3 separate regions of the Homo sapiens genome follow, and all the other regions are linked to region 1. Evidence: chromatin contacts called from ENCODE Hi-C data. All regions are on one chromosome and are shown on one strand. Each heading gives the region's core, a stretch centred on a gene start or an enhancer-like site at or near the end of the contact. The rest is flanking DNA. Distances are from core to core; before and after follow the strand shown.

Region 1 (3,394 bases), core at 102-2,601:
TGAACTGACTCTAAGTCCTAAGCTCTTACTAAACCAATGGCTACAGAAATTCAGAAAATGGGGAAGGCTAATAGAGGAGCTGAGCTGGCCGTTAAGGGAAAGATAGGCTTCAGTTAGTCAAGGAGGAGGAAGAAGGGCCGAAGGGGTCAAGCATAGAGTAAATGCATGGAGACTGGAAAAGAGCTTGCGGAAATTGATTGCATTAGTCTAGCTGTCCAGTAAATTCCTATGTGGGCCAGATTTTGGTGGACAATGAATACCAGGCCGAAGATTGTGAACTGTAGGTTATCAGCAGCCACGAAACATTATAATGAATGCCAAGTTTCAAGCTGTAGACCCGTGGGAGATGAACTGCGAACCTGCCCGAGGAAGCGGCGCCCAAGTGGCTAGGGGCGGGGTCACAGGCGCCAGAGGTGTCGCTGGGGCACCTCTCCGGGCCTTCCCCCTTTTTCTTCCGGGCTGGGTCCCGCTACTCCAGTTCCGCTAGGCGGCGGAGACGGGGCCAGAGGTGGGACTACAATCTTGGCCCTCAGAGGGGTGCCCAGGCGGCCGCGGTAGGCGGCCCTCTTTCTCCGGCCTCGAGTGGGACTGGCACCCGTCTCGGGGGGCTCCACACTACCACGCAGGAAAGCCAACTCGTCCGCCGCCCGAAGCCGGGTTCCCCTAGACTCCCACGGGCCGCCTCCTTTTTCGTCCCCCCCGAGGCCGCGACTCTGAGGGTTCCGCTCTGCGGCGGAGGTGGGGCCAGGGGCGGGGATGTGGGCGGGGCCGTGAGGTCGTTCCAGGGCGCGGGGCGGGGCCGCCCCCTTACCTGTGCCCCTCAGGGTTCCAAACGTTCCACTCCGCGGCAGGGGCGGGGGCGAGTCCGGAGGGCGGGTCCAAGGCGCCCAGGTGGCCGCGGCAGAAGGGCCTGTTTCTCTGGCCTTGGCTGTGGTTGGCAGCCGGCCGGGGAGAGAAGGGACTCAGGGAGGCAACCTGGTTCCCGCCCGTTGCTGATTTCGCAGCGGCTCTCCCGGGCCGCCCCCTTTTCCTTCCTCCTCAGGCCGCGACTTGGAGGGTTCCGCTCCGCGGCGGGGGCAGAGCCAGGGGCGGGGCTGAGCGCGGCCTGGGCGATCTCCCCGGCGGCTGGGGTGGGCTGGCGTCTTCTTCGCGCCCGGGGGACCTCCTCGCGACCGCCGGGACGTAAAAGGGGCTTGGCAGGGGCGTCCTCGCCCCACTCCCGGAACCTGGTTTCCCGCTGCTCCCGCGAGCGTCGGGAGCCCAGCAGGCCTGGCCGAGGCGGGACCTTCGTCGCTCCAGCCCCCGTCCCCGCCCCCGCGCCTCCCCGCCGCGCGGAGCTCTGGTTGGCTTGCTTTCCAACCGGACTTTGGGGCTAGCGTTTAGAAAAGTCTCGACCTCCTCCGGCCCGGTCCCATCCCAAGAACCGACTAAGGCTGTGAGTGTCCGGGAACCAGACCCGCTTGGAGGCCACAGCCCCGACGTCCCGCGCCCACGCGGCAGATCGGGCGCTGCGGCCTGGGAGCCTCGGGGAGATGCGGAGCAGGAGCAATTCCGGGGTCCGCTTGGACGGGTACGCGCGGCTGGTGCAGCAAACCATCCTGTGTTACCAGGTAAGGAGGGACCGCCCCCAGGGAACGCGTGGAACTACCCTCTCATGTAACTCATTCTCCTTCCCAGGTCTGGCCCTCTTGTGACCTGAGACCTTGCAATTAAGAGTTTGCTATTTGAATCTAGTCCTTGCTAGCCAGTGATTACCACCCCATTGCCACCCCGTGCTCCTTAAGATTCAGGGGACCTAACTGTTGCTACGGCTACTTTTCACAGAATTCTTTGGCCATTGTTCAGGATGAGAATGAGCCGCCTCCGTGCCCGGGTCCAAACTGCCTCTTTTTGCATTGACTCTGCTTTTTTTGGACGAGAAGAGGTGTGGGGGGTTTGGACAGACTACACTGAATGAGAACAGTAGACAGGAGTGAAGAAGCTCCTGAAGTTTACGCAGGACTCTGCAGTGTGGGGCGACAGCTACCGTCCCTCCCATGAGCTGTCTTGGTAGAGACCCACCTGGGAAGCCCTTAGGGGCTACTTTGGTTGCTATTTTACAGATAAGAAAATTGTGAGGCTAGAAAGGTCACTGCATGTAGCAGGTCAGACCCAAAGGCTCCCAAGCTCACAGGGTCCTATGACACTGCCCATGTGGTCCGAGGTATGAATTTGCCTGCTATGCTTTGTATTCCTGGGCTAAAATTATGTGTGGGTCCATCAGTGTAAGACCACTGAACTATTTTTATTCCTAGTGAAGACAGCAGCTATGTTTCTTGCCCTCAATCAACAGCAACTATTTATAGGGCCTTCAAAGTCAACGAAGGAAGTGGCATTCAGGGGTTAGAGGCCTGACCTGCAAGTTGGGAGCCATGGTCATTTCCAAGGCACTGACCATTTTCCCTTCTTAACTAATTTCTTAGCCTTGTTTCCTCACTTAGGAAATATTTGTGGTGTATCTGTTATATGCAAAGCACTCTACAAAGTGCTGGGGTTACAAGAATAAATGATCGTAGTGCAGTAACATTTATGCATAAGGTATAGGTCCAAAGTCCCTTAATCTGTTTTCTTTGTTGTTGTTTGTTTGTTTTTGAGACAGGGTCTCACTCTGTCTCCTAGGCTGGAGTGCAGTGGCGCGATCTCGGCTCACTGAAACCTCTGCCTCTCGGGTTCAAGCGATTATCCTGCCTCAGCCTCCCGAGTAGCTGGGACTACAGGCGTGCGCCACCACACCCAGCTAATTTTTGCATTTTTAGTAGTGACGGGGTTTCACTGCGTTGGCCAGGCTGGTCTCGACCTCCTGACTTCAAGTCATCCTCTCACCACGGCCTCCCAAAAGTGCTGGGATTACAGGCATGAGCCACTGCACCTGGCCTCAGAGTCCATTATCTGAAACCCTTTGGACCAGTTGTGGTTTGCCCATCAGAAATGTTTGGCTTTTAGAAAGGTAATATGCGTACAACGTACTATATATACCATAATAACTGCAGCCAGATCTGGGCAGCACCCCTTCATCAAACAGGTTATTACTTCCACATCAGAATATGAATATTCACATAATTTCAGTAAAGGCTGAAAAGAGTTTCATATTAGTTCGGCTCATCTTTTGCCACCAAAAGAGCTTGCTGCAAACTTACGAAAACACTTTAAATTTTCAGAGCTTACTGGCTTTTGAGATTGCACATGAAGGATGATGGTCTTTATTTTGAGAGCTTTGAGGAAGGACCCCTCGCCCAGTTTGTGGGAGCAGTAGAGGAGTCCTGGAAGAGATGATGTTCAAGTTGAGAGCAGAAGAAGTAGGCAGGCAAATCAAGGTTATTTTTCCCCTTCTTCCTTGGAATATATTCTAATTACA
Region 2 (3,373 bases), core at 204-2,703, 5.7 Mb before region 1:
AGCCTACATTTTGTTTTTTGGAGTATGTCTCCAATGCTTCACGTAGGTAACTTAGCAAAAAAAGAATAAGCATGAAAAAAATCCAGCTACAAAGGTTTAAATATTTGTTTCAAAATTACCATCTGGAGTATCTCTATCCTCCCCAAAAGCAGACAGACACTAGCTTACAGCAGTCTTTCAGGTAACAATCCTTCAGTCTGCTCTAAAGGAAAAATTCCAGTCACAAGTCCCCAGCAACTACTTAATGAACACCATGACCTAAGAGGAGTCTCAAGATTGCACAGTATCCTCCAAAGTGATTTCCTGATGTTCATAGATGACGTAGTTTTTAGGATGAAGAAAGGGCTTAGTGGCAAATCACTGATAGAGGCCTGCAAAGACTGTTCGTTCACATACTTACACCCAACATCCTATCTGTAATCCAGGCAGGTCGACTCTCCAAAATAGTCTTAAAAAACGAACGGCTAGAACAAATTGAAATCTGTGACTCACAACTAGGTGAATGCAAAGGAAGCTGATTAGGAAGCGAGTTCTCATTAATGGTGATGTATCTGAATGACAGGAGAGGTGACGCTTGAGCTAACAAAGTGAAGCATCTGATTTTAAGTTAGAAGTTAACTGAAGTCACGCTTTAGTTGAACACTTAAAAAATCAGACAAATCTATTTGCATTTTTGTATTCTATTTTTGGAAATAAAAGACACCCCTGACAAACGGAGTGATATACAGGGGATCCGAAATGCCCTAAATTGATGCCATTTTTTTGAAACTTCACCAGGAATGACTAGATTGTGAACAGGATTTCTACGCAGCACTTGAAGAACTTTCCAAAGAATCTGAAAGAAAAATTGTTAATGCATAAAGTAGAAACCCATTACCTAAAAATACAAAACGCGTTATTCCCCGATGACAGCACTTAGAGCTTTCTTTCCTGCTTAGTTACAATGTATAAAATTTTCCTGGAAGTTCCTACAAAAAGGGACACAGATCTGTTCTGTTCAAGCCTTCAAGTGGATACTTAGGGAGATCGCAGTGAAATACTTTCGGCCCCACGGGGCCAGTCTCAATAAAGTTATACCCAGCACGTGGGTGCAACTCACCAAAAGAAATAGAAACGCAATCGACTGTGGAGACTCTCAGTGGCAGAGGTGAGACAGCCTCCCAAACAAAAATCCCTCCAGGCTCTGGTCCTCCAAGAGCAAACCGCGCCTAAAGGAAGCCCGGTCCGACGCCAGAAGGGCCCCCGCCGGGGACGACCAAGGTCTGCGCCCAAACAAACCCGGGTGTGCGCCTCCCTCAGAACCCCCACCACCGGCAATCATGCCACTGTCCCAACCCGGAGCCCCGCGCGCGGAATTGTCCCTCACCACTCGCCCCTATCTCACAGTCGTCGCCGTGCACAGGTGCCATGGTCCCGAATCTCCCGATTCCGCGCCAACCAGCCCAAAACTGGCGCGGGGGCCGAGACAGGCGCCAGCCTGAAAGCCAATCAGCGGCTCGGGAGGCTGCGGACTTCCGGCCGGAAGGCCACTGACGTGCCGCGCCGCGCCGCGCTCCGCCCCCGGCCTTCCCGCGGACGCGCGTTTGGCGCCCTGTGATGACCCCTTAGGGAAAAGCTAGAGCTGAGGGGAAGCCGGAGGAGAGCAGGAGAAAGAAGCGGTCGGGCGCTGGAAAGGAGCCGCCTGGAGACTGCGCAAGCGCACGCATGCTGATGGGAAAAGATTTGGGCGCGTGGGAGAAAGGGCGCTCTGGTTCTCAGAGCCCATTTTCCCGGAAAGGAGGCGCGGGCGGGCAGGAGAGTGGGCGTGGTTGGATCGTTTTCCCCAGAGCCGGGAAAGCGACTGCCTCCTGCTGCGCGCCCTGAATTTTGCCTGATAGTTTGCTTCTCAGCAGTCTGGATACAGTGGCTGTGTGATTAACAACTTAAAGATATATGCTCCGTCTTAACCAAATAACCAGAAGTAGCATTACCAATAAATGGCCATCTGATCTCATATGCCTCCTGATGTAATGCGTATGAAAAAGGAAAAACTTCGCCTATATGGTCTTCTTGCAAAAAATGTCTAACCTGAATCTAACCATGAAGAAACAATCAGATGTATTCAAAATGTAGGACAATCTACAAAACACCTGACGTGAACTCCAAAATTTCAATGTTATGAAAAACAAAAAGGGTATTCAATTTTTGTGTATGATACAATGGCTGTAATGTGTACATCTCATGTTATCTCTTTCCAAAAAGGTATAACATTTTTATTAAATAATGCCTGCCACACATTTGTATTTTTTCCTACATTATTGCCCACATGCTTATTGATCCCTTCTTCATGTGACAACAATTTTGTAATATTTTCTCCAAAGAGGATATAAAGATAATTCAATCTGTCTTCTAGCATGGTTGATCAATACTTGTTTCTTAATTTCTGATTGTTTAGAAAATGTCTTTCAGCTTCATAATCATTTAATATCATGTTATGTGATCCATATGTTGTGATACATAACATGTAGTAATTTACACTTAGACATAACTTCCTATTTAAAGTACTACGACAGATTTATTCCTACACTTCCCTTTTAAAAACTGATGGAAGTTTTATAGTTTTATTATCAAGCTTTTTCCAACCAGGAGAGAACCATGTTGGCTAGTCATTAATAAGAACCAAATCCTTACCTTAACAATTTCACAGCTGATTACTTCCCACATGCCCGGGTATAACTCTAGGCATTTCAAACCTCTTTTCTCTTTCACTACTGCTGTGGTCTGAATGTTTCTCTCCACATAAAATGTATGCGTTGAAACCTAATCACCAGTGTGGTGGTGTTAGGAGGTAGGGCCTCTGGGAGGTGATTAGGTCATCAGCAGGAACCCTCCCTCATGAATAGGATTAGTGCCCTCGGAAAAGAGGCTCCAGAGAGCTGCCTTGCCCCTTCTTCCATGTGAGAACAGAGCAATAAGGCACCATCTATGGACCAAAAAGTGGGCCTACCCCAAACACTGAATCTGCCGGCACCTTGATCTTGGAATTCCCAGCCTACAGCACTGTGAAAAATAAATTCCTGTTGTTTATTAGCCACCCAGTTTGTGGTATTTTGTTATAGCAGCCTGAACAGACTGAGACAATGACCCACATACTTTGTGGGAAAAGACCTGTAGGACACTTTCTCTTTTTGAGATGGAGTCTCGCTCTGTCATCCAGGCTGGAATGCAGTGGCACCATCTCGGCTCACTGCAACCTCCACCTCCCAGGTTCAAGCGACTCTACTGCCTCAGCCTCCCGAGTAGCTGGGATTACAGGCGCCCGCCACCACACCTGGCTAATTTTTGTATTTTTAGTAGAGATGGGGTTTCACCATGTTGTCCAGGCTGGTCTTGA
Region 3 (3,594 bases), core at 1-2,500, 7.2 Mb after region 1:
AGAGCTCTGGGAGTTGTAGTCTCCTGGGCTCCCCTATGTCCAGTGCCAGGATGGCTAGCTGGAGACTCTGGAATCCCTCCCTGTTGTGTCCCTAGAGGGAACAACTAAAACTAATGATGGGGCGTGCCCCCCCCCCTCCGCCCCGAGGAGGCTGGAGGGCGAGGAGAAAGAGGGATAGCAGACGCGGTTAAAAGACAGGAGCAGCAGGGGAGGGAACTGAAGGCAGAATATGCTCATCCCTTTAGGGATGTCCTTTAGCATCTCTAATGGACAGAGCTGTCCAGACATCGCCAAAGACACACCTGGGACTGCCCCTGTCCCTGCCGCCTAAGGCTTCGCCCAGGTGGCCCTAGGAACCCAGGTCTCTGAAATGAAAGCACCTGGGTGCTTTCCTTGGGGATCTGGGAGACCTGGTGCCAACTCCTGCCCGCCACCCAAATCTGAGGAGCTGCAAGATGTGGCTCAGCTCCCGGAGACTTAGGTGGACCGGCCCGGGGCGCGATTCCCATCAACTATGGTCAGACCCACGTAAATCCTTCAGAGTTTGAAAACGTAAATGCTGCAAGGCCCTGGGGTACGAAAACACTGGGCCAACCTTGCCCTCGGGATGGGGTTCACGGCCTACAGGCGGGATGGGGCCTAAACTGGACTAGGGTCCCAGGGACACAACGTCGCAAGTCAGCGGCCAGCGCCGTGTAACTATGAATTAGAACCTGGATCGGACGGCCAGGGCGTCCCACAGGAGCCCACCCGGCACCAGGCCGCACAGAAGGAGACATTTAACGCGAAGACAGAAACCGTATTCGAGAAGCCTCCTCCCTCAGCGGCCACCGTTGCAGTCGGGGGCGCAAACGGTAGCCCCGGTAACGCGACAAAGCATGGGCGAGGCTCCCAACCGCGCGTGCGCCGCCCGGCCTGACGGAAGGAAGTGGAAGCATCCCAGACCCCGCCCCGACTCCCGGGCGTAGCGCCCTGTGAGCGCCCCCTGCCGGCCGCACCGCTCCTCGCAGGCCGAGGAGCCCGGCCGGTCCCTCAGCTCCGCGCGGCCGTCCGCCCCCGCCCCCGCCCCCGGTCCCGGGTCCCCCAGCCCGCGCCTCCTCCCTGTCCCTCCGCGGCGGCACCTTGGCATCGTACAGCACTCGCGCCTTGGTGGGGTCAGGCTCGAAGCACAGCACTTTCTCCCCTGAGTGGAATTTAAATTTCATGCCCTCGCTCGCGCTCATTTGCTCATCGTGGCGGAGGGCGAGGCTCCGGGGCGGGCGGAGCGCGCGCGGTGGGGGAGGGCGGGCGGGGGCGGGGAGGCGGTGCGCCGTGGCCGGGGGGGGCCGGGAATGGCGGAGGCTGCGGCCGCCCCGCCCTCGGCCCCTCCTCCGCCCGCCCCGAGCCGCTGCCGGGACCTCGGAGGCGCCTGGCGCGCGCGCTCCCGCCCGGGCGCGTCCCCGCACGTCCCCGCCGGGGCTCCGGGAGGGGTGCGGGCGGGGAGCGCGACCCCCTGGCCAAGGTCTACCGGCAGGACGTCTCCCGTCGCCCCCATGGGAGAGGGTCCCCGCGGCCTCCAGGCTGCGCCCACGTGCGCGCAGGGTCGTCCGTCGCCCCGAGCGCCCGCTCTCCGGCCCGGGCGTGGGAGGCGCCTAGGGAGAGAGAGAGCCGGTCTGGAGTAGGCACCCGGCGGCCGGGAGGCTGGACGGCGTCTGCCCCCAAGAGCTCCCTGGCCGTGCGCGCCGCGTCAGCCCCCTTGGCAGAGCAGCGCGCCGATGAGTGTGGCCACGCTTGGAGAACGCAGCGCTGGAGCTGGCCCCAGGCGGGCAGTGGCCTCGGGCGAGGGCAGAAGGGCACTCCGGGCTGTGAATAGAACACTTGCTTATCCCTTCAGAGGACAAGCCGGTGGCAGGCCTGGAGCCCCCAGTGACGGGTTGAGCAGTGGGCAGCGAGGCAGATGGGTCCTTAAAGAGTAGCTGACGTCTTCAGTGTCAGCTTCTAGCGTGGCCTGACAGCCCCCAGCATCCCCGGAATGCCCCCCACGGTCTATCTGCTCCAATAGACTAAAAATTCCCTAAATAGAAGCACCCTTGAGGCCGCTATCAATATGGTACCTGCACAGAGTGGATGTTAAGTAAATACTTGATGAGCGAATGACAAGTGATGGGAGACTTGAAGGACAAACTTCCAGGGACAGGAAGGACAGTGCTGGGCTTTTTCTTTTGAGTTTTGGAAAGCCGTTGGGCAGTGTAATTACTGGATTAGGACCGGGCTGGAGACCAGCTTCCAGGCTAATCTCTGCGGACCTGGTGAACTTCCCCTTCTCTGTTCTAGCCTCCAGAAAGTTGCATTTGCTTCCCCTCTGCACGCTTCCTTCACCAGGTTCCTGGTATACATCCTTCACATTTCAGCGTGGGCATGCCAACAGAAAAGCCCTCAGGCTTCCCAAGATGAATCATAAAGCCCTGAGGTGTTCCCTCCCAGGACTCTGCTTAACCCCTTTCTTGCATGTACCACTGTGCTATAGAATGGGTTGTTCATTTGCAAAATGACCTCATTAAGACAGTAAGCTCTTTGAAGCTGGGGGTAGGGGTCTTATCCAATTCATCACGGCGTATTCGTGGCACATAATATGGAATGAATGAACAGATTGATTTAGGAAATAGAACCCACAAAACTCAGTGGCCAATTGGATGTGAAGGAGAGGGAAGGAGGAATCTTGAGAGACTTCCAGGTTTTCTGGCCCAAGGAATTGGGTGAGTAATAGCTGCATCCGCCAGAATAAGGCTATACAGAGGAGTTAAAGGTTGGGGGAAGATGGTCAAATGGCCTTTGGGGTAATACGGTGCAGAAACTAGAACTGGAACCATGATTCCTCTCCAGGTTGTGGTGTATCAGAGATGAGAACAGTAGATGGTGGTGTTCCCCACAAATGGCAGGGGCGGCTTGGAAGCACATGTAATTGCACGTCCTGTGTAAACCGTAACTGAAGTATTCACCTTTTTATTTTTCCTGCCCATGATTGGAGAGAGTTCTGCTGCAGGCTCTACCCTTTCAGGGATAGGATTTTAGATGCTTTCCTTTGTTTCTCCGCATTTCCACCCCTTCTTATGTCATTGAGGAATTCCTCTTTCCCCGTCCCTCTAAAAAGTCCAAGAATGCAAAAGCCTTCAGGAACCTAAAAGTTAAAAAGCCTGCCAATGGCAGCACCCCTTACAGTCCTCCTCCAGATTAGGATCCACTAGAGAGGGCTCCACCCTTAATGCAGGACATCATTTTTCCTCTCGGGTGTAAAGGTTAAGAACATGGCCAGCTCTGCAAACCACTCTCCAGGACCCAGTCCCATGCTTGTCACTTTCTAGCTTGTGACCATGGACAACTGGTTAGTCTCTTTGTAATGCACTTTGTTCATGTTTAAAATGAAGGAAATAGTGGCTCCTACTTCATAGGGTTTTTTAGGAGTCAATGAGTCAATTCAGTGTACATGGCTTTGTGTAGTGCCTGACATATAAGGGCTGGGTAAATATTTGCTCTTGACATTAGGCATTTCTTATCTGTTTCTCCGTGTCCCCCATTCATTCATTCATTCATTCAGCAAATATTTATTGGACCTCC

The links. A loop is a pair of places that touch in the nucleus more often than their neighbours do. Pooled maps may share reads with other maps.
Region 2: a pooled map shows a loop between it and region 1 (21-fold over the local background). The contact joins the promoter of POLA1 here to the promoter of PHKA2 in region 1. A Hi-C loop is called at or near these places in 5 of 50 pooled maps.
Region 3: a map of B cell shows a loop between it and region 1 (31-fold over the local background). The contact joins the promoter of MSL3 here to the promoter of PHKA2 in region 1. A Hi-C loop is called at or near these places in 2 of 168 maps with a recorded cell type or tissue (B cell and CD4-positive, alpha-beta T cell) and 7 of 50 pooled maps.

What each region holds. Positions count from the first base shown.
Region 1 is chrX:18,982,071-18,985,464 of GRCh38, reverse strand. PHKA2 (phosphorylase kinase regulatory subunit alpha 2) reads left to right here and starts at 1,351. Exons shown (of 33, transcript NM_000292.3): 1 at 1,351-1,610. The coding sequence starts at 1,533. RefSeq lists enhancers at 517-566, 548-1,048, 1,049-1,549 and a silencer at 667-1,356.
Region 2 is chrX:24,691,998-24,695,370 of GRCh38, reverse strand. POLA1 (DNA polymerase alpha 1, catalytic subunit) reads right to left here and starts at 1,453. Exons shown (of 37, transcript NM_001330360.2): 1 at 1,367-1,453. The coding sequence starts at 1,409. RefSeq lists enhancers at 1,192-1,281, 2,984-3,373 and a silencer at 1,472-1,631.
Region 3 is chrX:11,755,893-11,759,486 of GRCh38, reverse strand. MSL3 (MSL complex subunit 3) reads right to left here and starts at 1,250. Exons shown (of 13, transcript NM_078629.4): 1 at 1,122-1,250. The coding sequence starts at 1,223. MSL3-DT (MSL3 divergent transcript) reads left to right here and starts at 1,404. Exons shown (of 2, transcript XR_007068393.1): 1 at 1,404-2,735. RefSeq lists an enhancer at 803-1,097 and silencers at 951-1,330, 1,341-1,490, 1,511-1,710.